3 separate regions of the Homo sapiens genome follow, and regions 1 and 3 are each linked to region 2. A link is a loop called in an ENCODE intact Hi-C map of the cell type or tissue named here. Cell type or tissue: CD4-positive, alpha-beta T cell. All regions are shown on one strand. Each heading gives the region's core, and the rest is flanking DNA. Links, peaks and the distances in the headings are about the cores only. Region 1 overlaps SEZ6L (seizure related 6 homolog like). Region 2 holds the start of LOC124905093 (a long non-coding RNA gene). Region 3 overlaps MYO18B (myosin XVIIIB).

What was found. A loop is a pair of places that touch in the nucleus more often than their neighbours do. Peaks named below come from ENCODE experiments on the same cell type or tissue, not always from the same donor. Only the 100,000 strongest peaks of a DNase experiment are listed, where the experiment ranks them.
Region 1: a loop joins it to region 2, with 26 times the contacts of the local background. A loop is called at or near these places in 7 of 110 quality-filtered maps.
Region 3: a loop joins it to region 2, with 5 times the contacts of the local background. A loop is called at or near these places in 17 of 110 quality-filtered maps.

The regions. Positions count from the first base shown.
Region 1 is chr22:26,325,862-26,336,146 of GRCh38, forward strand. The region is part of intron 9 of SEZ6L (seizure related 6 homolog like); the gene reads left to right. Among named protein-coding and RNA genes, the nearest start is that of SEZ6L-AS1, 84 kb to the left of the region's middle. In CD4-positive, alpha-beta T cell, for the core only: CTCF peaks have their summits at 5,314 (motif pointing left) and 5,514; a DNase peak (open chromatin) is centred at 5,300; H3K27me3 peaks cover 1,172 bases.
Region 2 is chr22:25,442,241-25,452,525 of GRCh38, forward strand. LOC124905093 (a long non-coding RNA gene) reads right to left here and starts at 5,753. Exons shown (of 2, transcript XR_007068033.1): 1 at 5,444-5,753; 2 at 1,715-2,932. It also overlaps the pseudogene CRYBB2P1. RefSeq lists a silencer at 8,979-9,176. In CD4-positive, alpha-beta T cell, for the core only: CTCF peaks have their summits at 5,739 and 5,939; DNase peaks (open chromatin) are centred at 5,791 and 6,511; H3K4me3 peaks cover 1,504 bases; H3K27ac peaks cover 718 bases.
Region 3 is chr22:25,767,787-25,778,071 of GRCh38, forward strand. MYO18B (myosin XVIIIB) reads left to right here. Exons shown (of 44, transcript NM_032608.7): 4 at 329-1,642; 5 at 2,324-2,390; 6 at 3,086-3,198; 7 at 4,548-4,724; 8 at 9,797-9,995. Among named protein-coding and RNA genes, the nearest start is that of MYO18B, 31 kb to the left of the region's middle. RefSeq lists enhancers at 9,333-9,833, 9,834-10,285. In CD4-positive, alpha-beta T cell, for the core only: CTCF peaks have their summits at 5,337 (motif pointing left) and 5,538; a DNase peak (open chromatin) is centred at 5,345.

The DNA.
Region 1 (10,285 bases), core at 1,228-9,227, 880 kb after region 2:
GATTAATCCCTTCCATGGCCCATGGTCCTGTGTACAAACTGAGCTCCTTTGCACGATCACACACACCACACACACACACACACACACACACACATTGATCCCTCTGAGCTTGCAGTTTGAGTGTTACAGTAGGAATGAAGAGAATCCATACACAGGTCCTACCCAGGTATCCCACCTGACTGATTAGCTTCCTCTCCCCCACGATTTGCAGGGGATTGTGGTGGTAACTTGGAAACACAAGCACCAGGGTTAGGTCCTCCACCAACACATGCCCATGTTCTGCTCCTTGGCCACGCCACGCTCTTCTCGCCTTGGTGACTGCAAGAGCCTACTTGGGAGGGGACCTGCTGTCTGTCTGAGCTGGACATTGCCTTGTCGGTGCACCCCTACAAGCTCAAGGCATTCGAATGCAATTAGACCTGACATCTTAGGGAGACACGACTGCTTGTTTTACGAGTCCCTGACATGCGCTGTCCTCCTGAACTTACTATTCGACAAGTGTTTATTGAGCGCATACCATGTGGCTAGAGTTGCATCCAATTATCAGAGGTCTGGAGATGACAATCATCACTCACATGGATTACTGTGGTGCCAAAATACTCACGTGCCCTTACCTTTGTGCCAAGCTCTGTTCTGAGCACGTTACCTCTTAGTTAATTCTCAAAGCAACCTAGGAGAGTCACACGATTTGTTCTCCATGTAATAGATGAGGACAGTGATCCTCCTCCGAGGGGTGAAATGGCTTGCCACTTAGACCCAGGAGTGCCAGCCTCACACCCCTCATCACCCCTCAACCCTGCTTCACAGAGTAGAATCGACTTCATCCTGAAGGCAGCCAGCCTCCCTTGAGAGCTGAGCAGGCAAGCAGTGTAGTCAGACCTGCTGTTTAGACAGCACCCCTGGGAGGAAGGCAGAGGTGGGCCGAGGTGGCAGGAAGCCAGGCAGGAGGCAGAGGGGCAGCAGCATTGGCTTGGCATGGTCCTGTGATGGCCGAGGCCTGGGGAAGCCCCTGCAAACCCCTCTGGGGCCTTCCGGGGAGAAGCTGGGACAAGCCCTCCAGGTTTCAAAGTTCGTTTTTCTTGGAGGAGTTCCCACGCCAGGCGGGGACGGCCCCTGTGTGGAGTTTCCTGGGGGTGTTCTGGCCGCTCGGATTGGCCACGCCAGGGCTTTCGCCAGGGGAGGCCTTCGAGAATATGTGCACGATGCGGACGCAGAATGGCAGGAAGCGGCGACCCCAGCCACTGCCAGCTTCTGCTGGGAGAAGCTCTGTCAACTCTTCCTCCAGCAATGCAGAGCCCCGGCCCACCGCCCTCTGCACACGTGCGTGTCTGTGTGTGTGTGGCAGTATATACCACACACCACACACACACCACACACGCTATACACACCACACACCCTCACACACACCACACACACACACCACCCCACACATACCACACACACATGACACTACACACACCACACACACCCCCACACACACACCACACACATGCCACACATGCCACACCACATGACACTACACACACCATACACACACCACATACACACCACACACACACACGCACAAACCACACATATGACACTACACACACCACACACCATACACACACACCCCTCACACACACCACATGACACTACACACACCACACACGCCACACACCCCACGACACTACACACACACACCACACACCATACACACACCCCACACACACACCACATGACACGACACATGCCACACATGCCACACACACCACATGACACTAAACACACACCACACGCACCACATGACACACCACGCCCACACCACATGACACTACACACACCACACACACCCACACACACCACACGCACATGCGCCACACACTACACAAACACACATACTGCCACATACACATCCGACCTCACCAGCTGATCAAGCTTCCCTCAAGGTGAGCTCTCGCACCCTGACTTAGATGTCCCGGAATGTAGAAGGCCCTGGGTTCCACTCCGTGTTTTATAAACCTGGGGAAGCTTACATCCAGAAAAAGGAAGCAATGTGGGCAGTGCCACAGAGGAAATTCATGGAAGGGCCACAGATGCCATCTGGGGTCACCCCTAAGTCTGGAAAACTCAGGCCTCAGCAGCCTATTTCTAAAGCCTTGTATTCCCCAGATCAACCCCTTCCTTGCTATTGAGTGGGGAAATGGGGAAAGTGTGTGGGTCCAACCTTCTCCACAGAGGGAAGCATGCAGTGGCTTGGTCATGGCCATTGTTAATGGACTTTTTTACAATTTGTGGATTCTGCGATTTGCATCTGGGGAAACTGAGACCCGGGTTGGGAAGCCTCTTGTCCAGTCACAGGTCAGAAAGGTGGCAGCATAAGTGCCCTTTACTGAGGTCTCGTCACACCAGGATTTGTTGCCACGCCGCCCTTGCCCCTCAGCAGGGTGCCTAGTTCCTTATAAATAGTTTTTGTAATAGAGGAAAAATGCTCTTGTAGTGGAATTCCTGGCATTAATTGTTATTTACAGCTGTCAACAATATTATCCCCATTTTACAGGTGGGAACACTGAGGCTCAGAGAGGCTAATCTGCTTCAAGGTCCTGCAGCTAGAATTTGAACCTGTTCTCTTAATGCTGCCTCTTGTGCTGGAGGTGAAACACCAGGGTAGTTAAGGACAGCCGTCTTTGTAGGCAAAGCAGCCGGGGAGCTGTTGGGTTTTCCTGGTCATGGTGCTAGGTGTAAAACGTTATCGGTGACCTTGCCAGAGCCTCGCCCACTGCCTTCGGAAATGGCTCAGTCCAGAGATGTGGAAATGAGAAACTGCTTGAGCTGCCCGTGGGGCAGGCCCAGGGGGACGGCAGGCCGAGAGCAGGAATCTCTTTCCTACTCTTTTTCTCTTTGGGAATAAGAGGGAAATTGAGAAAAGGGAGAAAGGAGGAGGAGATGGAGAAAAGGAAGAAAAGAAGAAAGGCCATGGAAACTGGGAGCCTCTCTGAAGTCAGGGCTGGGTCTCATTCAGGCTGCAAACTCCAGGTCTGTGGCTCTCAGTCCTGGCTGCCCAGGAGAACCCCCTGGGAATGGGAGTTTTAAGTGACACTAATTCCCAGTCTCCACCCCCAGGGTTTCTGATGGCCTGATTTGTCTGGAGTACAACCTGGGATCAGGAGTTTTTAAACCTCCGCGGGGATTCTGAGGTGCGGCCAGGATTGAGAACCACGGGGCAGTGGGTTCACAGCCTGGAGTGGACAAGCGTTTTGGTGAATATTTTTGGAGAGAAACAGAGAGGAAGAGAGGGTGGAAGGAAAGGAAGAGAGAAGGAACAAAGAAGAGACTAAGGAAACAGGCTGGGCACGGTGGCTCAAACCTGTAATCCCAGCACTCTGGGAGGCCAAGGCAGGTGGATCATCTGAGGTCAAGAGTTCAAGACCAACCTGGTCAACATGGTGAAACCCGGTCTCTACTAAAACTGCAAAAATTAGCTGGGCTTGGTGGTGGGTGCCTGTAGTTCCAGCTACTCTGGAGGCTAAGGCAGGAGAATAGCTTGAACCCAGGAGGCGGAGGTTGCAGTGAGCCAAGATCATGCCATTGCACTCCAGCCTGGATGACAGAGTGAAACACCATCTTTAAAAAAAAAGAAAAAGAAAACTCATCATTTTTGTGTGTTTTAAGGTGTCCTATTAGGGAGCCAAAGATACTGGTTTTCTGTGTCCTCCCTGGAGCTGACATGGTTTCTTGGCCTGTCTGCCATTTTATCAAATTAAATTGAAAGCAAATTTAATTGGGTTTCACTGGGCCAAAGGCCCCTCGACAATTCTGTGTTGCTGAGAGGTGCCTGGCAAGGTTGTGCTGCATCTGAAATGAGCACAGAGGCCTTAGGACCTGGGTCTTTGGGGCTCAGTTTACTCCTCTATGGGATTCATAATGTTTTTTCTCTGACCACCTGACTGTGTGGGTGAGGGGATCAGATGAGAAAATAGATACAAAACAACTTTAAACATGTCCCTTCTAAGGCCTTCAAAAAAAACTATAAATATTTTATCAAAGTTTTATTGCATACAACGGAATTTACAGGTTTTGATTCTTGTTTTTCCTTTCTTTAGATCCTATGATTTATTTCATCACTATCTCTACTGTTCCATAAAGATCTTGCCTGAAGGGCAAGATAGTGTTTTCTTAGGAAAGTCACTTAATTCCTCTGAGCCTCAGTTTCCTCATCTGGAAAATGGACATAAATTTGCCGTCATTCCTTCATTTAAGTGAACTTTATTTCACCTGTGCCAAGCCCTGGGTGGGCTCCAGGGATTGGGGTGAAGACATGTGCCTTCAGGGAGCCGACACAGGCAGATGAAGGTTGCTGGTCTGTTGCTCAGGCTTTGTCTTCCAACGACGTCTGTTTGGATTCCGGCTCTGCTATATAACCAGCTGCTTGAGCTTAAGCGTGTTTCCTCACCTCTGGGCACCTCAGTTGGCTTATCTGTGAAATGGGTGTGAAGAGTCGTACTTACAGGGTTAGTCCGAGGATAAGATGAAATGGTGCATGTAAAGTGCCTTGAAAAGCCACTTGAAAACCTTAGCTAGTTATTACATAGCTGTAAATGCAGGGTGGACAGAGGGATCCTGAGGAATTAGCAAGGTGTTTTCTAGCAGAGAAGAGAGGAGAGGGCTTTCCAGGTAGAGAGACTAGCATGAGCTAAGGCATGAAAGATGGAGGCTTTAAGGGTCTAGGAGCTGCAAGGGGCTTGGTGTACTGGATGTTTGAGACAGCAAGAGATGGGCTGAGACCCAGCTGTGGACTTCCTGGGAGGTCAGGCTGAGAAACTGGACTTTAGTCTGTGGGCTAATTTTTGCGGTTTCCACAGTCCAATTCTATTACCAGCTACTTCTTTTTGTGTTACCGTTTTTGTTTTCCCGAAACTGCGTGTAAATTGGCTTGCCTTTTTCACTTGGCTTACTCCAGCCAAAATAATGTCCATGAAATTAGAAGTTTAATGTGCAAACCATATATTTATATATTTTTCTAATTTGCATTTAAAGAAATGCATAAACATTAGACATTTCAAAGTATGTTTGCCTACCTAAAATTGTCCTGTGAATGAGGCTCGAAAAAGCCTTTTAAAGGCAAGATTTCTAAGCCAAGGGTCAAATGTTTGTTTAGAAAGGAATAAGGAAAAGAAAGGTGGCTTGCTCATCATGTCTTTCTATGCCCTCTCCGGAATATTGACTCTAGCTCAATAGTTACCAACCTCACCTACCACCTGCTCCCCACATCCAGGCTCCTGATTGGTTGGGGTAAAAAGGGCACCTGCTGGGGAAGTCAGCCCATTCCATGCTTAGGCATACACTGCCCTCTGCAGGTGAGCAGCAGGATTACATAACCAGAGATGGGTTCGCTGGTCTGTGTCAGATTCTAATTTGCATTCTATCCTCACCTCTTCCACTCTCTAGACCCCAGTGAAAGCAATGAGGGTCCCTTAGGCTGTTTTTATCCTTTTTGAAGAGGTACTACATTCATACGATTCAAAATTCAAAAGTACAAAAAGGTCTACTGTGAAAATTGAGTTTCCCATCCTTCCCCAGCAAACAGCCCCCTCTCTGGCTCTCCTCCCTAGAGGCAATTACTTTCTTATGTATCTTACATATCCTTCCCCAGATCTTTCTAAATATTTCAAAAACCATAACAGAAAGCTTTTATCTATCAAAATTAAGCCACCCAGACTAAGTAACTAGATTAACACTGATTTTATTGCAAACTCTGTTATACCTGATCGATAATAACCATGAACAAAACACAAAGAACATTCGTTACCAAGAAATGTAAAATGTTAGGGAGACAAAATCTTTTTAAAACAAGAAGTCTGGGCCAGGCGTGGTGGCTCAAGCCTGTATCCCAGAACTTTGGGAGGCCAAGGCAGGTGGATCACCTGAGGTCAGGAGTTTGAGAACAGCCCAGCCAACATGGTGAAATGCTGTCTCCACTAAAAACACAAAAATTAGCCAGGCATGGTGGCACGTGCCTGTAATCCCAGTTACTTGGGAGGCTGAGGCAGGAGAATGGCTTAAACCCGGGGAGGGTGGAGGTTGCAACGAGCTGAGATCGTGCCACTGCACTCCAGCCCGGGCAACAGAGCAAGACTGTGTCTCAAAAAAGAATTTAATTTAATTTTTAAAAAACGATGTCTGTAATACAAAAATCACAGCTATATAGGAGGAATAGCTTCTAGTGTTCTATAACACTGTAGGGTGACGATAGTTAACAATAATTTGTTGTTCATTTTCAAACAGCTGGAAGAGAGGATTTTCAATGTTTTTTTTTTTTTTTTTTTTGAGACAGGGTCTCGCTCTGTTGCCCAGGCTGGAGTGCAGTGGCGCGATCTCGGCTCACTGCAACCTCCTTCTCTCAGGTTCAAGCAATTCTCCTACCTCAGCCTCCCGAGTAGCTGGGACTACAAGTGCATGCCACCATGCCCAGCTTATTTTTGTACTTTTTGTAGAGATGGGATTTCACCATATTGGCCAAGCTGGTCTTGAACTCCTGACCTCAGGTTATTCACTCACCTCGGCCTCCCAAAGTGCTGGGATTAAAGGTGTGAGCCACTGCACCCAGTCCAGATTTTTTTTTTTTAGACAGCATCTCACTGTGTCACCCATGCTGGAGTACAGTGGTGCAATCAAAGCTTACTGCAGCCTCAACCTCCAGTGCTCAAGTGATCTTCCCACCTCAGCCTCCTGAGTAGCTGGGACCACAGGCATGTGCCACCGTGCCCGGCTAATGTTTTTATTTTTTATAGAGATGGGGGTTTCACTATATTGCCCAGGCAGGTCTTGAACTCCTGAACTCAAGTGATCCTCCAGCCTTGGCCTCCCAAAATGCTGGGATTACAAGCATGAACCATCATGCCCAGCTGTTCTGAATATTTAATTTGTGTTTTTTTATTCATGTTTTCTGACACAAGACTCAATCGGAACACACTTCTTGAAAACGTGTGTATGTGGCTTTCATGGGCTGTTGTATAAAATGGTGGTTCAGATCTCAAGCTTTGGCATCAAAAGACGTAGGTTTGAATCTTGACCTTCCTGGTTGAGCCTCAGTTTCCTTATCTGTATAATGGAGCAAGTCTTACTTTGTGAGGTTGTTTGAATGCTTGATACTTGGCGGACAGCACTGTTGTTATTCAAAAGCTAAATGTGGGTCCTGTGAAATGCTTTCCCATTCAAAAGCTATCCAATGGGACCAGTGTTTCCACTGCCCTGAGAAAGGGAGGATTTAAAGAAGCAGCCAGAAGTGGTAACACTAAATGGCATGTCCACAAATGGCTGCTCAGGCCCTTGAAGGGGCTGCAGAATGTGCCCAGAGCAGGGTCAAGGTGGGGAAGGAGAGGAGGCTAGACAAGCTGGACAAGCCAGCGGGTTGGCTTTGGAGTGGCCTCTCAGGCATGCAGGGTGTCAGGTGGCATTGGACTTGACTCTAGTGACCTACATATCCAAGAAGGATCAAGGCATGGCCAACAAGAAGCCCTAGAGGCAGGCGGGGCAGAAATCCCTTGAGGCAGCCTCCCTCTGATACCAAAGTTTTCAACTTAACCCTGGGGAGCATGCTGAAAGCAGCCAGGGCACTGGCTGAGAGGAGTCCCCTTCCCAAGGTTGGAGCAGGGAAGAGTCCAGTCGGGGTTAGGGTCCTAGGTAGGAATTGGGGTCAAAGCCACAGTCTACTCTGTGCAAGATCTGAGCCCGAAACCTGGCCCTATGCCCTGAGCTGGCACTGATTCACCCGAGACACACACTCAGCATGGTGCTGAGCACTAGGGATACAGCCAGCAGTGAGTGAGACATGGGAGGGCCTCAGGGAGCTCCTGATCTGCAGCAGATGAGCATCCCCAGACCAATGGGGCCCCAAGTAATGACTGAGCTCCATAAGGAGGGTGAGCACAAGGGCTGCAGGCCAGACCAGGAGGGGATGCTGGGGGCTCTGTGCAATAGTGAATCATGGAAGGCTGAAACTAAGGGGTGGGTAGGAGTTTCCCAGGTGGAGAATTCAGAGCACAGGGAAGGGAATGTGAAAAGTCCCAGAGGTCACCAAGAGCATCGTGCTTTGGAAAGACTGATGAGCAATGCAGTCTGGTTGGAGGTAAAACAATGGCTTGGAAGAGAGAGAGTCAGAAATGAGGCGGCAGGGACGGGGCAGGCGGCAATGCAAAAGATAGACCTATAGAGCCTTGAGACTAGGGTTAAAAGTTGGCACTCTATCCTAAGATGTTTCTTTTTTTTAATTGAGGTGAAATTCATACAACATACAATTAGTCATTTTAACATATACAATATATATATCTACATATGTGATACATTTACAATATTGTGCAACCAACACTTGTATCTAGTGCCAAAACATTTCCATCACCCCAAAAACAAATTCCATACCGATTAAGCAATTGTTCCGCATTCTTCTCCTCACCCCCTAACCCTTGATAACCACCCATCTGCCTTCTTTCTCTGTGGATTTCCCTATTCTGGATATTCCTTATAAATGGAGTGATTCAACAGGTGGCTTTTCGTGGCTGGCTTCTTTCACTGCATGTCATGTTTCCGAGGTTCACCTGTGCTGCGGCGTGGGCCAGTGCTGCATTCCTTTTTATGGCTGAATAATAACTCCGCTGCACAAATAGACCGTATTTTGCTTATTCATTGATCTGTTGAGGGAGCAGATCTGATTTACCTTCTGGAAAGATTCATCTGGCTGCTAAGGGGAGGAGTATCAGGGCCAGGTGAGGATGAAGTCAGGAAACCACCGAGGTGCTGTCCAACTGCCCAAGAGAAAGGTGATGATGGTCTGAGGATAGCCTGCGACAGTGACCAAGAAGAAAGAGGTGGATGTAGAGGGGGAGATGGGAGCTGAGATCTTCTGCCAGGAGCTCACACTTTGTGCCTGTGGAAAGCCTTTCACTCTGGCACCTGAGAAGGGCCAGAGTGGGCAGGGTCTGGTCTTGGGAAGCTTTGTGGTCCTACAGGATCCTCCCAGAAGGGATCCTGCCACTCCCAGTCACAGTCAGACCAAGCCTGCCTGCCTGCCAGCATCTCTCCATCTCCCCTTCATCCTGGAGTCAAACTGCCATCCCGTTTTCCTAGCGCCTCCTTGGATCGTATCTAGCTGACATCTCAATTCAGACCTCAGCGGAAAACCACACTCTGCCCTGTGGCTCTCCCTGCAGTGAACTCAACACATTTTCATCTCGGTTGCTTACAAAGGTCCGATTCCAGGGATGCTAGATGCACTTGGTAAATACATGGATGAGCAAGTGAAAATGTAAGCTCCTCTTTGCATTGAGGGGAAAAAACTAAATTGCCAAACTCTGTGTACATAATTGGAACCAGTCTGTCAAAAAAGATTCAGAAGAATGAGGCAGAGAGTAACTTGATTATTTCTCCCAGTGACCCTTCAGGCACATCCTATATTATTTTTTTCCTCTGGGTGAAAGCTGCGTTTTCATAGGTCTTCTGGTCACAATAAGTGCAGTCCAGTCTGAAAATCTTATAACCCTAAGTATCATTCATTTTGAAACTTCATCCCTCCCTCAACTGTGCTCCTCTGGCTGGGAATTTTGCAAAGGGCATGGGAGGTAAGGGAATAGGAGACTCTAACTTGGCTACACTGTTATGTTATAGAATATATAGAATGCTGATTTTTTTTCTGTCTTTAATAGGATATTAAATGTGTGAAAGTCTCCTGAGCACAGCTGCTCTTAACTTTCCCTTTTGCTGGGGTTCTATCACCCTTTCAGTAGGAAGCCACTTTTAAGGAGACCTATAGTTGGCTTCTGCCTGCAAGGTTCACAACTAGACCCAGGAAACATAGATCATATCCCTACTGTCATCAGTGATGGGATGCTCACTGTCAATATCTGCTTTTATTCTCCTTGCTCTGACCAGAGGCAGGCAGGCATCCCCAGTCTGATTTTATCATTTCTTTTGGTGAGCATCAAATCCAGCTACTGTTATCCAAGCCACAAAAGAAAGACACCTGCCAAGTCACCAAGAGTTCCCTTGAAGCCCTCCTCACTAGGCTTAATGTGAGGGTGATACACATTCGACCCTCCCTCCTATGATGCCCCACAGTGACCACTCCCCTCAAGGCAGTCCTTCCTGCCAGCCTCCTCAATGGCCAGTGCCTTCTTTTCCTTCTCTTATATAAGCTAGAGGTGGGAAGAAGGGCTCAGACTGGAATAGCTGCATCGATGTTAGTAGATGATGCCATTGGTACTCTGTCTAAGCCGTGCAATACTTGCCACCATGTGCCCATAATGACTTCCTA
Region 2 (10,285 bases), core at 1,104-9,103:
TTCCAAAAAAAAAAAAAGCACCAGGCTTAGATGGTTTTACTGGTAAATCCTACCAAATTCTTTTTTTTTTTTTTGGAGATGGAGTCTTGCCATGTTGCTCAGGCTGGAGTGCAGTGGCACAGTGTTGGCTCACTGCAGCCTCCACCACCTGGGTTCAAGTTATTCTCCTGCCTCTGCCTCCTGAGTAGCTGGGACTACAGGCATATGCCACCACACCTGGCTAATTTTTGTATTTTTTTTTTTTTGAGACGGAGTCTCGCTCTGTCGCCCAGGCTGGAGTGCAGTGGCGCGATCTCGGCTCACTGCAAGCTCCACCTCCTGGGTTCACGCCATTCTCCTGCTTCAGCCTCCCCAGCAGCTGGGACTACAGGCGCATGCCGCCACGTCTGGCTAATTTTTTTTTGTATTTTTAGTAGAGACGGGGTTTCACTGTATTAGCCAGGATGGTCTTGATCTCCTGACCTTGTGATCCGCCCGCCTCAGCCTCCCAAAGTGCTGGGATTACAGGCATGAGCCACCGCGCCCAGCCTAATTTTTTTATTTTTGGTAGAGACAGGGTTTCACCATGTTGGCCAGTCTGGTCTCGAACTCCTGACCTCACGTGATCTGCCTGCCTCAGCCTCCCAAAGTGCTGGGATTAAAGGCATGAGCCACCGTGCCCAGCAACCCTACCAAATTCTTATGTAGTCTTATCATATAAGTAAGTGATCACAATCCTAAGTATTTACCCAGTTTAATTAAACAATTATGTATGGGCTGGGCCTCCCTACTCGGGAGGCTGAGGCAGGAGAATTGCTTGAACCTGTGAGACATTGGTTGCAGTGAGCTGAGATCGCACCACTGCACTCCAGCCTGGGCGACAGAGCAACACTCTGTCTCAGAAAAAAAAAAAATTATGTCTGTACTAAAAAGTCCACAGGAATGTTTATGGTAGCTTTATCCATACTGCCCACATTGAAAGCAACCTTTATGTTCTTCAGTAGGCGAATGTACCAACAAACTTTGTTACACTGATCAATGGAATATTATCCAGTGATAAAAAACCATTGAGATACATTTGGATTCGATTTATTAATCTCAGTTACCTACTATTCTGACATTTTAGGAAGGAAGTAATTGTTTTTAATGATGGATAAACTTGTGTGGTGTTTCAGATCTTATGATGCTGAGCACGTTCTGCACTGCGCTAACGTCTAATATAATTTTATATTTACAAACATACCTGCTACCCGGAGATTAATTTAGTCCATATGGACTATTGACCCCTCTTGAGACTGCAACATACGCACTCGTAAATCAGTGTGTTTAGACTTTTCAAGTATCTAACTCATTTCTAAACATGTACCATGTTTATAAACCTCTTGATTTCCAGCAACATAAGATAGAAAACCCCTGCTATTAAAAACACTTCACAGCTTCTACTCAGTGTCACCCATTGCTGTCGTGAGAGACAACACAGCGATATCTCATATGTTGCAAGCTTTCAAGATAGCCTGAACTTAAAAAGTTGCTCCATTAGTTGTATCTGATGGACCTAAATTTGCCTCCTAGTTCACTTTGTGTCAAGAGCCAAAACTGTGAACCTAACTTTCTCTTACTTGCAGGCAATAACTGAAAATAAAGATTTATTTTCATGCTAACTTCTTAAAAGTCATAAAAACAATAAAATAGGATCCTGAAAAAAAAACCGTTGAGATAAAAAGGCACAAATCAATATGAAAATATCATAAATGTATATTATAAGTGAAATAAGTCAATCTGAAAAAGCTGCATATGCTATGATTCCAATTACATAAGCTTTCTGGGAAAGAAAAACCAGAGGGACAGTGAAAAGATCAGTGGTTGCTGAGGGATCTGGAAAAAGGGGAGAGAAGTTAATAGGTGAAGCTCATGTAATGTCAAAACCCTTAGACTACCAAAACACAGACTGAATCTTAATGCAAACTCTGGCCTTTAGATACTAACAATGTATCAATAATGGTTCACTCATTGTAACGCATGGACCACACCCATGTAAAAGGTGGTTAAGAAAAGCAAACTTTGGGGGGAGGGTCTGAGAATTTTCTGTACTCTCTTCAATTTTTACATTCATCTAAAACTGTCCTACATAAACTCTCTTAATTTTTAAAACTCTGGCAACACTGTTTCAGGAAGAGATCCATCTCAGCTAATGTTTAATGATCAGCTAAATGTTAAAAGTTTCAGTTGAGATGTTTTCTATTTAAAGTGAATGAAACTTTTAGTTGTAAATACGCCATTACTTCTGTAGTTGTAGTAGTGGCAACTGACTAAATAATTTAAACGTGCACACATGAAATAAAAGAGAAATATGACACAGCATTTTTAAAGTTTTGTCTAGGCCGGGCATGGTGGCTCATGCCTGTAGGCCCAGCACTTTGGGAGGCCGAGGCGGGTGGATCACCTAATGTTAAGAGTTCGAGACACCCTGGCCAACATGGCGAAACCCCATCTCTACTAAAAATATAAAAATTAGCTGGGCATGTTGGTGGACGCCTGTAGTCCCAGCTACTCAGTAGGCTGAGGCAGGAGAATTGCTTGAACCCAGGAGGCAGAGGTTGCAGTGAGCTGAGATCGAGCCACTACACTCCAGCCTGGGCTACAAGAGTGAAACTCCAACTTAAAATAAATAAATAAATCAAGTTTTGTCTTAAACATGAAATGCTTAACCAACTGGAATCACTCTGCTTGAATGCACTTAATAACAGAATAGTCACAGTACCTTCAATTGATATGCACACTCTCACTCTTTGCCTAGTCAGAACTTTTCGGACCCTCTGCTTCCAGGGAGAAATAGACTGCACTGATTCCTGATGAGTGCTGTTGGGCCAGAAGTTCTCGGATGCTCAGCTTGGAGTCGGCAGAGGCTCCGCCAACTCCTCAGGAATTACTTGTATGTTCGGGATGCAAGATCCTGGGGAATTACAAAAAAGATAGCTGTTGAAATCTTACAGGCAGAAGACCATAGATAAATTAGTAATACTTTACTCACAGATCAAACTTTTTTTTTTTTTGAGATGGAGTCTTGCTATGTTGCCCAGGCTGGAGTGCAGTGGTGTAGTCTGGGCTGATTGCCATCTCCGCCTCCTGGGTTCAAGCGATTCGCCCGCCTCAGCCTCCCAAGTAGTTGGGATTACAGGCATGCGCCACCACGCCTGGCTAATAGTTTTGTATTTTTAGTAGAGACAGAGTTTCACCATGTTGGCCAGGCTGGTCTCAAACTCCTGACCTCAGGTGATCTAGCTGCCTCAGCCTCCCAAAGTGCTGGAATTACAGGCATGAGCCACCACACCCAGCTCACAGATCAAACTTTTGATCCAATTTTTACCACCTGCTTAGCACAGCCACCTGAATCAGAGAGTTAGTCCTTACAGAGAGATTTTTTTTTTTTGAGATGAGGTCTTGCTCTATTACCTAGGCAGCCGTGCAGTGGCATGCTCATGACTCACTGCAGCCTCGAACTCCAGGGCTCCAGTGATCCTCCCACCTCAGCCTCCCAGGTAGGTGGAACCACAGGCACACACAACCATATGGGGCTAATTTCTAAAAGTTTTTTGTAGAGGTGGGGTCTCCCTAAGTTGCCCAAGCTGGTCTTGAACTCCTACCCTCAAACTACCCTCTTGGTTTGGCCTCCCAAACTGTTGAGGGATTACAGGTGTGACCCACTGTGCCTGGTCCTCCTAGAAAGACCTTGCAGTGTGGGTAGCACTTAAAATGGAACAGATGATGTAGGCAAATGCCTTTCTTTAGATGAGGCAATGTGGAAAGGAAGCAGAGCAGACTGACCAAGAGCATGGAGCCTGGTGCCTATGGCCTGGGTTCAAATCCCACTGAGAAGCTGCACATACCTAGGAGTGTTATGTAAATCTCTCTGTGCTTCAGTCCCTGTTCTGAGATACACGAATGTTAGGCCGAGCGTGGTGGCTCACACCTATATTCCCAGCACTTTGGGAGGCTGAGGCAGACGGATCACCTGAGGTCAGGAATTCGAGACCAGCCTCATCAACATGGTGAAAACCCGTCTCTACTAAAATACAAAAATTAGCCGGGCGTGGTGGCAGGCACCTGTAATCTCAGCTATGTGGGAGGCTGAGGCAGGAGAATCGCTTGAACCCAGAAGGCAGTGGTTGCAATGAGCCGAGATCCCTCCATGGCACTCCAGCCTGGGCAATAAGAGCGAAACTCTGTCTCAAACAAACAAACAAACAAAAAACAAATGTTAATATGGTCCCTCTTATGATATAACGCTAACATTGAATTCAGGTAAAGCCTTAAGAAGACTGGTGCCGGCCAGGTGCGGTGGCTCATGCCTGGAATGCCAGCACTTTGGGAGGCCAAGGCGGGCAGATCATGAGGTCAGGAGATCGAGACCATCCTGGCTAAAATGGTGAAACGCTGTCTGTACTAAAAATACAAAAAATTAGCCAGGCATGGTGGCGGGCCCCTGTAATCCCAGCTACTTGGGAGGCTGACGCAGGAGAATCGCTTGAACCCGGGAGGCAGACGTTGCAGTGAACTGAGATCACGCCACTGCACTCCAGCCTGGGTGACAGAGCGAGACTCCGTCTCAAAACAAAAAAAAAAAAAAAAAAAAAGAGAGAGAGAGAGAGAACTGCATTAATACAGATGGTTCCATATTTTCTCCAGGGATCATCCGACTGAGGAGGTGGGTGGGGAGGTGTGGGACAAAATGGGGATTATGGTATTGTTCAAAACGGAGGATTTTAATGTGGTCTCCAGTTGGATAGAAGTTGTGTGTACATGTGTTTGTATTATCTATACACACAGAGACACTGTTCTGAGTTCCTCATGTATATTAATCTGTATTTTATCCTCTCAACAACTCTTATGAGAAGGTACTTTTCTGCAGATGGAGAAGCTGAAACACGCAGAGGATTCACTGCCTGCTCCAGGTCACCAGCTTATAAGTGGCTGGAGCAGGATGTTAACCCAGGTGGCCTGGCTCCAGAGTCCATGCACTGAGCTAGAACAAAGAAGATAGAAAAGAGGGCACATTCAGCTTGCTGGGCTTTCCTGTTCATGCTCACTCTGTCTCTCCGGAAGAGGGTCACCTTTTCCTATCCTCCTGTCTTTGGACTTGAAACTCCATGATTTGGGCCTTTGTATTCTGCTACTTGCACCAGCAAACACAAAGGATTCTCAAATCTTGGACCTCAGACTGGGAGCTGCAGTGAAAGTTTCCGTTGTTTTCAGGCTTTTGCACATAAACAAATCCACATGGCTGGTTCCCCTGGGAGCCACACTACTGCTGCTTTTTCTCATTCTCCAGCTTGCAGATGACCTGCTGTGGGACTTTGCCTTGCAATTAGGTGAGCCAATTCTCCCTATAAATTCCCATTTACAACACACACACACACACACATATGTACACACACACACACGTATATACACACACAAGACTTACTTATCCTGAATACATATGCACCCAACAGTGGAGCAGCCAGATTCGCAGGTACTTGAAAGCTGAGATGGGAGGATCACTTGGGTCCGGGAGGTTGAGGCTGCAGTGAACTGTGATTGCACCACTGCACTTCATCCTGGGGGACAGAGTGAGACCCTGTCCAAAAAAAAAAGGGAGCTTCACAGGGGGAGGTCCACATGCATAGGTTGGGGAGTTCCTGCTCCCTGGTGTCCCACAAGGCACCCTTCTACCCTACCTGACCTGGGCTTATGCTGACCATGAGGTGAATCATCCTGCACTGTGCACTGTGACTGGCAGGGGGCGCTGAAACCGCCTTTTCTGCCCCACATGGTGCGCATGCGTGTTCTCACCGTAGACGCTGCGTGGCGTGCGTGGCGTGCGTGGCGTGCGTGGCGTGGAGTCCAGAATGAGAAGAAGGAAAGCGGGGCCGGTTCCTTCAGGACCCGCCTCAGGGGGCACCGCGGCGGCTTGGGGACCACTTGGAGCCCCGTCCTGGGGAGAAAACAGCTCACGTCTATGGCCCTGACTGCTTAGGCGGGAGCTGCGTGCAGCTCAGCTTCTCCGGGGCATTTTTTTCTACACGGTGAGTACAGAAGTTTGTTTCCTCGAACGTTCCCTTTATTCTCATCTTCTCACTAGTTTTCCTCTTTCTCTTATAGTATTTTAATATTTGTTTTACCATTAGTTTTGTTCCCTGAGGGCTTTTGAGGGTGGGAAGTGTAGCAGACTGTGGTATTTTTAGGGTTTGAGGAGTTCTTCTGAGGGAACCTGTCCCATATAGATGGGGAGAGAGGAAGGGGAAGCCCGGCCCAGGTGGGAGTGGGGGCCAGGTCTGGGTTTTTGGCCGCCTCCTGTCCAGGCCTCAGACGGAGGAAAAAAGATGCCAGCTGCCTCCAGGATTTGATGAATTTTTAAATTTGCCTTCCCGCCATCGGGACAAATCGGGACTCTTTCACCCCCCTCCAACCCCCGCCCCCAGGGAAGCCTATGTCCCCTTCTGTCCCTCTGGTCACGACCACCTGACCAGGGGGGAGGGACACCCTAGTGCGAGCCTGACGGGGACTTACCCCTGATGACGGCGATGCTGAGGACCTGGTTCTCTCCATTCTGCTCAGTGTTACGTCCCCTGTGCAGAAATGTCTATTCAGGGTCCCTGCCCAATTTGGTGTTATCTTATTGTGGTTATTGCTGCTTAGCGCTGTTAACGTATTGCATATCTTTTATAACAACCCCTTAGGAGATATATGCTTCCCCCAAACTTTCTCCCCATTTGTAGGATTCCTTTTCATTTGGGTCATTGTTTCCTTTCTGTACAGAAGCGTTCCAGTTGGATGTAGCCCCACATGGTTGTTTTTGCTTTTGTTACTTGTGATTCGCTTTCCCAATTTAAAAAATAAATATATTCATAAGTCATTCCATTCTCGACGAGATTTTGTCCCTCTTCTTTTTTTTCCTTTTTTTCTTTTCCTGTTTCCAAACTGTGAGCCTAGATGCAAGTTGCCCCAAAACTAAGTGCTCCACCATCCCCTCTTTTTATCTTACAGACATTTGATGATGATCTGTAATTTCAGGCCTTGTGTTTGGGTCTTCAATCCATTTTGAGTTGATTTTTGTGTATTGTATACCAGAAGGTTCCTGTTTCATTCTTTTTCATAAAAACATCAGTTTTTTCAAAACCATTTAATGAAGAAAATCTCCTATCCCCATTGAGGCTTTGCAAACTCTGATACTGTTTTCATTTGCTTTGGAGGTATACCCAGTAGTGGGATTGCTAGATCATATGGTAGTTGCGTTTTCAATTTTTTGAGGAATTTACAACTTTTTTTTTTTTTTGGAGAGGAAGTCTGGCTCTGTTGCCCAGGCTGAAGTGCAGTGGCGTGATCTCGGCTCACTGCAATGTCTGCCTCCCGGGTTCAAGTGATTTTCCTGCCTCAGCCTCCCGAGTAGCTGGGACTACAGGTGCATGCCACCATGCCCGGCTAATTTTTTGTGTTTTTAGTAGAGACGGGGTTTCTCTGTGTTAATCAGGATGGGCTTGATCTTCTGACCTCGTAATCTGCCCGCCTCGGCCTCCCAAAGTGCTGGGATTACAGGCATGAGCCACCGCGTCTGGCCTACAACTTTTTTCCATAGTGTATATCCTAATTTATCTTTACACCAACAATGCATAAGATTTTCCCTTTATCCAAATCCACACCAGCATTCTTTTTAATTTTTAAGATATTTTCAGTAACATGTATTCCAGTAGGTGTGGGATGGTATCTGAATGTGGTTTTGGAGTACAATCTTTTCTGATGAATAGTAATGTTGAGGACCTTTTCTCTTACGTGTTTGTGCATGTTATGTAATTTTGGCAGCGATGTCTATTCGGGTTTTCTGCCCGATTTTAGTTTGGATATGTATTTTTTATGCTATTTGGTTTTTTTTTCTGTGTATATGTTTGATAACAACCAGTTATCACTTCTCTGATTCCCTCCTATTTTCTCACAATCTTTTTCTTTTTTGAGACGGGTCACTCTCACCCATGCTGGAGCACAGCGGCACATCACAGGACCATGTGTATTGGGGTATTGGCTACCTACAGCTTTGCAACGCAATTTGATATGAGGAATTGTGAGTCCTCCAACTTAGTTTGTATTTGTCAGGGTTCCTTAGAGGTTCAGGGCTCTTTGTGGTTCCATGATAATATTAGCATTGTGTATTTAAACTTTTTTTTTTTTTTTTTTTTTTTTTTTTTGACGGAGTCTTGCTCTGTCAACCAGGCTGGAGTGCAGTGGCATGATCTCGGCTCACTGAAACCTTCATCTCCTGGGTTAAAGCGATTCCCCTGCCTCAGCCTCCCAAGTAGCTGGAACTACAGGTGCATGCCACAACACCCAGCTGAATTTTTTTTTTTTTTGTATTTTAGTAGAGATGGGGTTTCATCATGTTGGCCAGGATGGTCTCGATCTCTTGACCCTGTGATCTGCCTGCCTTGGCCTCCCAAAGTGCTGGGATTACAGGTGTGAGCCACTGCACCCGCTCCTCCCCCACCCCTTTTTTTTTTCGAGATGGAGTCTCGCTCTGTCGCCAGGCTAGAGCGCAGTAGTATGATCTTGGCTTACTGCAACCTCTGCTTCCTGGGTTCAAGTGAGTCTCCTGCCTCAGCCTCCCAAGTAGCTAGGACTACAGGCGCGCCACCATGCCCAGTTAATTTTTGTATTTTTAGTAGAGATGGGGTTTCACCATGTTGGCCAGGATGGTCTTGATCTCCTGACCTCCTGACCTCGTGATCCACCCACCTCAGCCCCCAAAAATGCTAGGATTAAGGGGCCACCGCACCCGGCCTATACTTCTTAAATGTTTTGTCTATAATAAGGCACATAAACAGAGGGTATACTGGGACTTTTTTTCTCATCTGGGACTCTTTTGTTTTTGTTTCTGTTTTTATTTTGAGACACTGAGTCCCGCTCTGTCGCCCAGGTTGGAGTGCAGTAGCATGATCTTGGCTTACTGCAACCTTTGGCTCCCAGGTTCAAGTGATTTTTGTGCCTCAGCCACGCAAGTAGCTAGAATTACAAGTGTGTGCCACCATGCCCAGCTAATTTTTGTATTTTTCAGTAGAGACGGGGTTTTGCCACGTTGGCCAGGCTGGTCTCACACTTCTGGCCTCAAGCGATCTGCCCACCTCAGCCTCCCAAGGTGCTGGGATTACACACAGCCACCTTTCCCAGCCTCGTCTGGGACATTTTGATACATGTATATTTTTGGTGATGATCAAATCAGGGTACTTAGCCTAACTATTCCTTCCTACAGGTATTATTTCTCTGTGGTGAGAACACTCAAAATTGTTCCCTTCTAGCTTTTTTGAAAAATACAGTATTGTAACCAGAGTCACTCAGCTGTGGAACAGGAATGTATTCCTCCCAGCTAACTGTAACTTTGTTTCTATAACCAATCCCTCCTATCTGCCCTCCTTCCCCCAGCCTCAGGAAACCACTCCTGTACTTTCTGCTTCTTGAAGGTTAAGTTTTTGGATTCATCATAAGTGAGGTCATGCAGTGTTTGTCTTTGTCTTTCTGTGCTTGGCTTATTTAACAGAATGTTTTCTAGGTTCATTGGTGTTGCCCTAAATGAAAATTGCATTATTTTTTATGACCGGAGAGTATATCATTGTATATGTGTACTACATTTTCTTTATCCCTTCATCTGTGGGTGAACAGGTAGTCTGATTCCATCATCCTAGCTATTGTGACTAGTGATGCAATAGACATGGAAAGGCAGATGTCTCTTCAAAATACTGATTTGCTTTGACTGTATAGCTAGTAGTGGGATGAATAGATCATATGGCATTGGACTTTGAGTTTTTTGAGGAATCTGCAACTGCTTTCCGCAGTGTATATAGTAATTGACCCTCCCATAAACACTTCTTTTTTCCTGGAAATTCACACCAGCATTTGTGTTTGTATTTTTATTTGTCATATTCATTTCAAATAAGAGATGCTTTCTGTGTATGGTTTTGATTTCCATTTTTTGCAGGAGTAGTAATGTTAACCACATTTTTGTAAAGATAAAGTCAGTGTTATGTCTTCTTTGCCAAAAAGTCTATTCAGGCTCTTTGCCCAATTTTGGTTCGGTTACTAGTTTCTCTTTTGTTTAGTTTTTTTGCTAGTTACTAGTGTTAGTAGCTTGTGCCTTTTGGAAAACAAGGTCTTATCAGCTGTATGTTTCCCTAAACTTTCTTCTCATCTTTGCGATGCTGTTTGTTCGTTTCTTCTCTGCCCCCTCCTCTCCCCACGACAGAGTCTTGCTCTGTCACTCAGGCTGGAGTGCAGTAGCATGATC
Region 3 (10,285 bases), core at 688-8,687, 330 kb after region 2:
CTCATTTTATTGATTAAAAAACAGACTCAGAGAGGAGAAGTCATTTAGCTAAGGTCACACAGCTATAGAGTGTCAGAGTCAGGAGTTGAACTTGGTTCTGTTGGGCTCCAAAGTCCACTCCTTCCACTCCATCACTCAACTTTGAGGGGCTAGGCCAAGGTCAAGGGTGCTAGGCTTGGCCATGCCTGTTGGATTTGGAGGTGCTCGAGCATCTGTGGAAGGATGAATGGAGAAGTGAACAATGAAATGAATGAACGAACACGAGTGAATGACAAAGCTGTCAGGTCAGCAAGCAGCTATGTAGGCATGGTTGTGTTCTTTCTCCCAGATCCCAGAAATTTCCATCAGCCAACCCAACAGCAAGTCCAGCAGTGGCACCAGATCTGGAAGCCAGCAGATCTCTCAGGACGACCAGTCAAGCTCTCCTGGGAGCTCAGACATTCTGGGCAAGGAGAGCGAGGGGTCCCGCAGCCCCGACCCTGAGCAGATGACAAGCATCAATGGTGAGAAGGCCCAGGAGCTGGGCTCCAGTGCGACACCAACCAAAAAGACTGTCCCCTTCAAGAGGGGCGTGAGGAGGGGTGATGTGTTGTTGATGGTGGCCAAGCTGGACCCGGACTCAGCCAAGCCAGAGAAGACTCATCCCCATGACGCCCCCCCTTGCAAGACCTCTCCCCCCGCCACAGATACTGGAAAGGAAAAGAAAGGGGAGACCTCTAGGACTCCTTGTGGCTCCCAGGCCAGCACCGAGATCTTGGCCCCGAAAGCTGAGAAGACCCGGACTGGGGGTCTTGGGGACCCAGGCCAAGGAACTGTGGCACTGAAAAAAGGCGAGGAGGGTCAAAGCATAGTGGGGAAGGGGCTTGGGACCCCCAAGACCACAGAGCTGAAAGAGGCTGAGCCCCAGGGCAAAGACAGGCAGGGGACCAGGCCCCAAGCCCAAGGGCCCGGCGAGGGGGTGCGACCAGGGAAAGCAGAGAAGGAGGGAGCAGAGCCCACAAACACGGTGGAAAAGGGGAATGTCTCTAAGGACGTAGGGAGTGAAGGGAAGCACGTAAGGCCCCAAATCCCTGGGAGAAAGTGGGGAGGTTTCCTGGGAAGAAGGAGTAAGTGGGACGGTCCCCAGAATAAGAAGGACAAAGAAGGGGTGCTCTTAAGTAAGGCAGAGAAGACAGGTGAGCCTCAGACCCAGATGGAGAAGACAAGCCAAGTGCAGGGCGAGTTGGGGGACGATCTGAGAATGGGGGAGAAAGCAGGTGAGCTTCGGAGCACGACTGGGAAGGCAGGTGAGTCCTGGGATAAGAAGGAAAAGATGGGGCAACCCCAGGGTAAGTCCGGGAACGCAGGTGAAGCTCGGAGTCAGACAGAGAAGGGCTGTGAAGCCCCAAAGGAGGTGAGCACAATGGTGGAGTCGCCAGCAGCTCCTGGGAAGGGAGGCTGGCCAGGAAGCCGTGGGCAGGAAGCAGAGGAGCCCTGCTCAAGAGCAGGTGATGGGGCTGGTGCCCTGGAGACAGAGCTGGAAGGACCCAGCCAGCCTGCTCTGGAGAAGGATGCAGAAAGGCCTCGGATACGGAAGGAGAACCAAGACGGGCCAGCCCCGCAGGAGGAGGGCAAAGGAGGCCAGAGCAGAGACTCAGACCAGGTGAGGGGGCTGCGGCCCTGGGAGCGGGAAGCGGCAGACAGGCCTCTCCAGAGATGCAGGGATGGGAAAGATCTGCCCCAGGGATGGACAAGGGGTGGACGGGGGGTGGGCAGGGAATTGGAGAGGGGTGGCTGGAACTGCAAGGCACCCAGAGGAGGGGACGAGCACTTCCTCCATGAGCAGAAGTCTTGAAGTTTCCATTGCACCTGCCCTGGGGTGGGAATTCCCCACAGAGTGAGGGAAGGTCCCCAAAGTGTGAGGTGTCTCCTCACGGCTGACATGGTAGAGCTTGCTTATGATGTCACACGACAGCTTTCAAACGGGATGGCATAACGAGTAGATTGTTAAAAATGCAGATTCCTGGGGCCAGCCATGGAGTCTCTCATTTCAAAGGCCAGGAGTGGGGCCCAGGAATCTGCATTTATGTAGTATTTTTTTTTTTTTTGAGACGGAGTCTTGCTCTGTCACCCAGGCTAGATGGTGCAGTGGTGTGATCTCGGCTCCACCTCCCGGGTCCGCAACGGGAATCTGCATTTAAATAAGCACACTCCCTCTCCTGTTCTCCCCCAGGAGATTCTGGTTTAGATGGCTCCAGAGCACACTGTGAGAAACCCCCGTGTAAGGTAGAAGATGGGCAGCGGTGCCATTTGCTGGTTTAATTTACGTGATGTTGGTTCTCAGGCTCCTGAGGACAGATGGTATGAGGCAGAGAAAGTCTGGCTGGCTCAGAAGGATGGATTTACTCTTGGTAAGTAGGGGTGTTAGCACCTTTGGAGGGTCTGAGTCTTCTCCTGTGCCCCCTACTGCTGCCAGCCATATGTTCCAGGTCCTGATTATACTTTGGTGGTCAGGAGGGAAGAGGAGCAGTGGAGACTGTCTTTCAAAGGCATTTGTGTCTTGATAATGAGTTATTTACCTACTGTAACTCACTAATGCAACAAGCATGCTTTCTTCCTACGGCGTTCTTCGAGGAAGCCAGAGTCTGGTACAAGTGGGCCAATAGATTTGATCTCATGAGCCTACTTTTGTCGATTGGTTGTGGCTGATCACTGCACTCTACTGAGAAGTGATGCTGAGTCTCAGTCTGAACATGGCTGGGAAGAGTGGTTGATTAGTGATGTCTGCCATGGGCACTGGAGGGGGAAATGGCAGTCTGTGTGTGAGATAGGCCAGTGTACCCAACTGTCTGGGTGCCTGCTCTGTGCCTGGCACTGTGACAGCTGGTAAAAGCCTAAGGTGAGTCAGACTTAGCCTGACCTTAAAGGATTTGGGGTCACAACTCAGCTCCAAGTGAATAGACCCCAAATGGAGACCTGTCCCAAGCCTTCTCCCAAGCTTGCTGGCCCGGCTTAGAGCCTCTCTTATCTCCTGCCCTCGCCTCTTTCCCCTCTTCCCCTCCCATCTCCTCCCCGTTCCCCTTCTCTCTCTGGGATGTCCAACCAGCTACGGTGCTAAAGCCAGATGAGGGAACAGCAGACCTGCCAGCAGGAAGGGTGAGACTTTGGATTGATGCTGACAAAACCATCACTGAGGTGGATGAGGAGCATGTCCATCGGGTGAGTCCCCTGTCCCGCCGTCCCCCAGCATGAGTCCCCTGTCCCACTTCACCCCAGCTCCATACCCTCCTTCCCCAGTCCTGCAAGAGATTTCCTTGTTCCTGACTACCAATACCATTTTGGCTTGATGCCCTGGAGGGAGTTATAGTGAAGAACCCCACTGAACTCATTGCTCTACTGGAGGGGTACTATTAGGGGGTCATTCACCCTTTCCTGTGGTTTCCCTTAATGAGGACACATCAAAGAACATGTTTGTCAGGTCTTGGCCCTGGGAGTTCTTCTGATGGACCCAAGAAAATGACTGCTTTTAATTTATAGATATTGGATATTGCAAATCATACTACACAGCATGTTTCTGTTTTCACTCTGGCCGCCAGGGAACTCAGAGCCAAATTTGCTGCTTGCCATTAACCATAGCATAGGTTCTAATGGCCTATATTTTGGCATCAAACTTTCTTTCAGCTTTGCTCTTTAAATTGCTTTGAATACATTTTTGTTGTGCACCATAAATCCTTTTGAGGACAAGTCCCAGTGTAGTGATAGAAAAGAAAGGTTCTGTCATGCCCTTTCCCCCCGCCCCTCACAGCCTGCTATCTTAGGAGTTTTCCTCCTTGCTCATCTGCATTCCTTTCTGCTCCTCCTCTGCCCACCTCAGGCTTTCTCTCCCGCGTTGGGCATTTACAGAGGCTCAGTGGCCTTGCAAGAAAGGCTGATCCATGAGAGGGCTCAAGCTTGGCCCAAACCTGAGACTACCAGGTTCAGAAAACTCACTGAAGCTGGAGAGAATAATAGGACGCCTCTTAGAACAGATGTTTTAAGAAGCAGCTTCACATAACCCTTGCTTCTAAGGGTTTGGGTGGTTTCCTAGGAATCAATGCATGATGGGCTATGAGACCAGTGAGGTGGTTTGGCCATTGGCCTCCACTCCTGGGTATCATGGAGCATATTGAGAGCTTCCTCGTAAGACCCAGAAGAGGAGGAAATGGCAGCGGATGCTCGCACACACTGGAGCATCACCTGTCTTTTTGTGGTGTTTGAGATCCAGAAAGTGTTTTGAATTTTGTCAAGTCTGCCTTGGGAGCGTCTCCCCTCATGGTGCATGGAGTGCAGGACCACAGCGAAGAGGGGGTGCCTCATAGGTTGCACAGAGGGCAAGGAGAAGGGATGGCCCTATTTTATTTGTAGGGCTTCATTGCTTTCCATCCAGAGTCCCTGTGCTCTGTTCTGGTCTTTGGCACATAGCTCTCAAGAGGAGGGCTTAGTGTGTGTTTGGTTGCGGGGGGGTGGGGTGGGGGCAGGGGGCCAGAAGGCCAGAAGGCCAGAGGAGACTCTGTGTGATGGTTTCACAGGCCAACCCTCCTGAGCTGGACCAGGTCGAGGACCTGGCCTCTCTCATCAGTGTCAACGAATCCAGTGTCCTGAACACGCTTCTGCAGCGCTACAAAGCTCAGCTGCTGCACACCTGCACAGGGCCTGATCTGATTGTCCTCCAGCCCCGGGGGCCCTCGGTGCCTTCTGCAGGGAAGGTGAGGTGGGACCATTGTGGGCAGGGCTGAGGGGCTGAGGGCAGGGGGGCCTGGGGGGATCCCTCTGCATCTGAGGTGACAGTAGAACCATCAGAGCCCCCAGTCGACCTGTCTGCAAGCAGCATCCTTCTCGCGGCATTGTGGCATCCTGTGGCATGGACCATGAGATTCCCCCATTCCCTGGAGGGAAAGATCAGTCACCATTAGGACAGAAACAGCAGCATTAAATATCACAAGAGTAACGAAAGAAAATACTGAATGAGTGTGAACTCTACCAGACACTGCTGTATGCACCTTCTTGTATTAACTCAGTTGAGTCTCACATATCCACCTGAAAACACAGGTACTGTGATTAGCCCATTTTACAGATGAGAAGAGCCGGCTGGGCCAGGCGCAGGCTAAACTCTCAGGTCTAGCGAGCAGAGTTGCTGGGAGAAAACCCAGGATACAGGGCTCCTGTGTGCTCTTCATCCCATGCTGAACTCTCAGGAGTCCTGAGCACCCACATCAACGGGGAAACAGAAGCTTCAGTTGTACTTTAGTTTTTTTCCTCGGAAGTGTAGAAACGGCCAATTTTTGTTGAGATGGGCAAGAGCAAAGGAAATCTCTAAGCGCCACCTTGTGGACGCACGAGGCACCTCAGCCGAGTCATTGAAGCGTGGGCCCCTTCATTCCTTCAACCCATAGTGATTGAGCTATTGATTGAGGGTCTCCTACCGGGCCACGCACAAAGAACATCAGGGAAGGTGCCAGGCGAGCAACCCTCCCCTTGTGGAGTTGCTGTTCTAGGAAGAAAAGACAGTCCATCAACAATAAAGATAAGAGTGGCCCGAGCAGATGAGTGGAGGAAGAGGTGGGAGAGGTTGGGAAAAACCAGGACAGAGCCGTGTCAGTTCTCAGGGTGATGATTCTGGCTTTCACTCTGAGTGGGATGGCAGCTACTATGGGTATTTATTTATTTATTTACTTTTGAGACGGAGTCTCTCTGTGTCGCCCAGGCTGGAGTGCAGTGGCACGATCTCGGCTCACTGCAAGCGCCGCCTCCCGGGTTCACGCCATTCTCCTGCCTCAGCCCCCCGAGTAGCTGGGACTACAGGCACCCGCCACCACGCCCAGCTAATTTTTTGTATTTTTAGTAGAGATGGGGTTTCACCGTGTTAGCCAGGATGGGCTCGATCTCCTGAGCTCGTGATCCGCCCGCCTCGGCCTCCCAAAGTGCTGGGATTACAGGCATGAGCCACTGCGCCTGGCCGATTTGTATCTATTTTTTATGAACTGGGCAGCCTCCTGAGCCAGAGTAGGCTTAGAGAGAGTCCCTACTGGGGTTTTTAGCAGAGCAATGACATGCTGTGACTTAGGTTGTAAAAGGATGCCTTTGGCTGCTGGGTGGAGGACAGATGGGAAGAGGCTCAGTGGAGGCAGGGAGGCCTGTCGGAGGTGAGACATCTTACCTGTGTGCTCTTCTGGAGACTCACTGGGAAGTCAGAAGCCCCTAGGACACCTGGTGTCTAGGAAAGATCATGATACCTCTTCTGGTTTCCATGTTCTCCTCTGCCAACTGGGGGTGAAAACACATCTTGCCCTTTGGGGCCCTGTGGGACAAATCCATCCCTAGTCCCTGAGGCAATGCTAAATCCATTAAAGGGGATATAGTGGGCCTGTACCCCTCTCTCCAAGATTTTTCTCCTCCAGAGTGACCCACACCACACCTTCAGTCACTCCCAGGGGCTCTCCCACCACCGCTGTCCATGGTCAAGGGCCTGGGAGGACCTCAGAAGCTCTGGGTGGGCCAGAGCTTGGCACGTGCCCTCTCCCGTCCTTGTGGTGAGTGCTTAGGCTTCTGTTGCTGCAGCCCAAGGCCTCTGAGCTGTCCACATTGCCGAGGGACTCCTCCGGCTCCCTGGAAATCCCTGGAAGGGACATTTTTATAGACCCAGATAGCAATCAGGTCCTCATTGGCCATCCTGGATTGAGGCATCAGAACTTAGGCAAAAGCGCCAAAAGATGCAGGCATTGGTACGCACTCTGAAGGTAGATCCCCCTACTTCCCTTCCTAACCCTGGGGTGGGGTGCGGCACTGGTCCGCACCCTTCCCTCAAGTCTTCCAGCCTCCCACACTCAAACCCACAGCCACCTCCTGTCCTTAGGCCGGATCAACCTCTGATTCCCCAAATGGCCACCAGGTGGGAGCACAGGCCTGCGGTGAGGCTGAGACCACCTCGAGGATGGGCTGGGTGGGGTCTGGACACACCGGGGGACTCTCTCACTATGGGGCTAGCCCCACCAGGCAGCTGGGGTCTGGGTGTGTGCCTGGGGACATGGAGGTCTAGGTGAATAAGAGGGTGAGTTTGAGCATGGGTGCGACCCCGTGGGTAGAGGTGGATCCCATCTCTGTGTGCAGAGCCCGCCGCAACTGTTGCGTGCATGTGCCTACAAGCACACTTCTGTGCATGCGTGCAAGGGCACATGTACACAGATGCAAAGGCATGTGTGCATGCATGCATATAGGAGGGCCTTCAGGAACCTGGATGTGCAGAATTCTTCCTTCTCCCCCTAGGCAGTGGGCCTGAGCAGGCTGATGGACAGGACTGCCCGTTCATTGAACTTTAGTTTTCCCAGACTGGGGGATGGCTCTAGGACTGAGACCCCAGGACCCTCTGACTGCCTTAAGCCCTAAGGCTGTGTCCAGCCAGTGTGGGGGCATATCCCTCCTTTGCCTGCATTAGGTTCCTGCTGAGCCCTACATCTGGCATCAGGATAGGGACTCATGACTGTTCCTCAGGGGCTTGGAGCAGGAAGAGCCAACAGTGGATTGGAGACAGCCCCAGCCCCAAGCTAGACATCTAGGCTGAGGGGAGGGCCATCACACCAGGGTTTGTGCCCCTAGTTCGGCCAAAGGACTGCGCTAGGGAGGGCAGATGGGGCCTTGCCGGACCCAGTGGACACCCTCAGCATCTTGGGCTTCAGACATCCTCCTGCAGCAGGGCCCATTCCTCTTTTCCTTTTGGTGCCCTCCTGCTGACCTCACAGTAACCTCCTGCCCTCTTCCCTCGCTGCCAAATCCAATGTCAAGTCTCTGGTCTCTTACTGAACTCAGCAGCATTTCCCTCCCTCTTCCTGGAAACACACCCTTCCTCGGCTCTAAGACTCCGCTTTCCTGGTTTTCATTCCCGCCCACTGGCCGCCCAGTCAGTCTTCCTTGTGGTCTCCCTGACCTGTCCCTGTCAGGATGCTCTGTTCTCACACTCTTCCTTGGTGATCTCATCCAGGCTTGTGGCTTTCAAACGCCTCCCGTTCACTGTAATTGAATTAATTTCTTTCATCGATCATCTCTGTCTTCCCACCAGAAGGCAAGCTCCACCAAGCAGGGACTTAAAAAAAAAAAAAATCAGGCTTACATTATAGTCCAATGCACCTTTTTAGTGTACAGTTCTGAGCATTTTTGACAAAGGTGTATAGTTGTATAACTGCTTTGACAATCAATTACATGACAGTTCCCGTCACCCCCAAAAGTTCTCTGGGCCCCCTGTGGTCAACTCAGCCCCAAGTTCTACCCCTGGTAGCCACTGATCTGTTTTTTTGTCCCTATAGTTTTACCTTAAAAAACCCATATAAATGGCATTGTATGGTATGTAACCTTTTGAATTGGCTTCTTCCAGGCAGCACAATGCATTGGAGATTCACCCATGTGGTTTTATTTATCTACAGTTTGTTCCTTTATTTTATTTCATTGATGCACTACTGTGCTTATTTGTTCATAGGGTGACCTCTTGTCCTGGTTTTCCTGGGACTAAAACGTTTTCTGGGACATGAGACTTTCAATGCCAAAACCAGGATAGCAATTTGGGAGGCCGAGGCTGGCGGATCACTTGAGGTCAGGAGTTTGAGACAAGCCTGGCTAACATGGTGAAACCCCATTTCTACTAAAAATACAAAAATTAGCCAGGCATGGTGGTGCACGCCTTAATCCCAGCTACTCAGAAGGCTGAGGCGGGAGATTCGCTTGAACCTGGGAGGTGGAGGTTGCAGTGAGCTGAGATCGTGCCATTGTACTCCAGCCTGGGCAACAAGAGCAAAACTCTGTCTCAAAACAAAAAACAAAAACAAAAACAAAAAAACAACAGGTTGGGTGATTATCCTAGTTCACTAGTTGAAGGACATTTGTGTTGTTTTTAGTTTTTGGTGATTTTGAATATATAGTCAATATAACCAATGACATAGAGGGGTTTTTTGTGAACATACATTTTGATTTCTTTAGGGTAAACACCTAGAGAGGGGTTGTGGGGTTGTGGAGAGGGGTAATGAGTGTGTATCTCACTGTAGAAGAAACTGCCAGGCTGTTTTCCATAGAGGCTGTATCATTCAGCATTCCCATTGGCATTGTATGAGAATTCCAGTTGCTCCTCATCTTCACCAAAACTTGGTAGTGACTGTTAAATGTTTTTTTCAGCCATTGTAATAGGCATTTAATGGTATCTCTTTGCGATTGGCTGGAATTTCCTTTATCCATTTTGTGTTATGCTGTGCCCGAGTGCCTGCTGCATAGTAGACACTCAATGGATTATTTTACTGAATGAAGTATGAATGAATGGATGAAGCAGATACGGTTTTAGTTATCACCTAAATCTGTTATGGCAAATATATAGCACACATACCACTAACTCCCCCATGTGCCATTCCCTGTGTCCATAGCAGACATCACTAATCGTAATGGATAATTATGCTATCGATCCAGCTGCCTCGCTTCAGGCAGATACCATTCGATGCTTTGAGTAACCAGTGAGATGAATCTCATGGATGAATGCAGCTCTCATTCAAGCCTCTAACTAAAGAGGAGAACTAGGTTCAGAAAACAGGCATGGGTTGTCCAAGGACTCACAGGGAGCCAGGGGCAGGACTAGACATACAGGCTTGGCTCCTCCTAGTCGAGTAGGAAGGGAGTCAGGGATCTGGAGGCAGATCTGGAGGCAGGGACACAGATCTGGACCCTAGGCCTGGGGCGGGGCGCTGTCTTAGAATGCTCCCTAGGCAGTGGCTGGATGGGATGGCTGATACCTGTGATCTTCCTGCAGGTGCCCAAGGGCCGCCGGGATGGCCTGCCTGCCCACATTGGCTCCATGGCACAGCGGGCATACTGGGCGCTGCTGAACCAGCGGAGAGACCAGAGCATTGTGGCCCTGGGCTGGAGTGGCGCTGGGAAGACCACCTGCTGTGAGCAGGTCCTGGAACACCTGGTGGGGATGGCAGGCAGTGTGGATGGCAGGGTCTCAGGTATGGTGGTCTCTAGGTGACATGGAGAGTTGGGGTCAGCACGGGGAGAGTTGGAAGGGGATGCTGAGCTGCTTTCTTATATTCATTCAGCTAGCATTCACTGAGCACCAGATATGTGCAGACCCCATGCTTGCTACTGGGCAGGGCTATCCCTAGGTCATTGGGATGCATTTGTTGAAATTAGAATAAGGTACTCCTTCCTCAAGACATTGACGGCCGTTTGCAGAACAATCATCATACATGGACATTGTTAGAACCGGATACTTGACTGCCATCTGCTGGGAAATCGT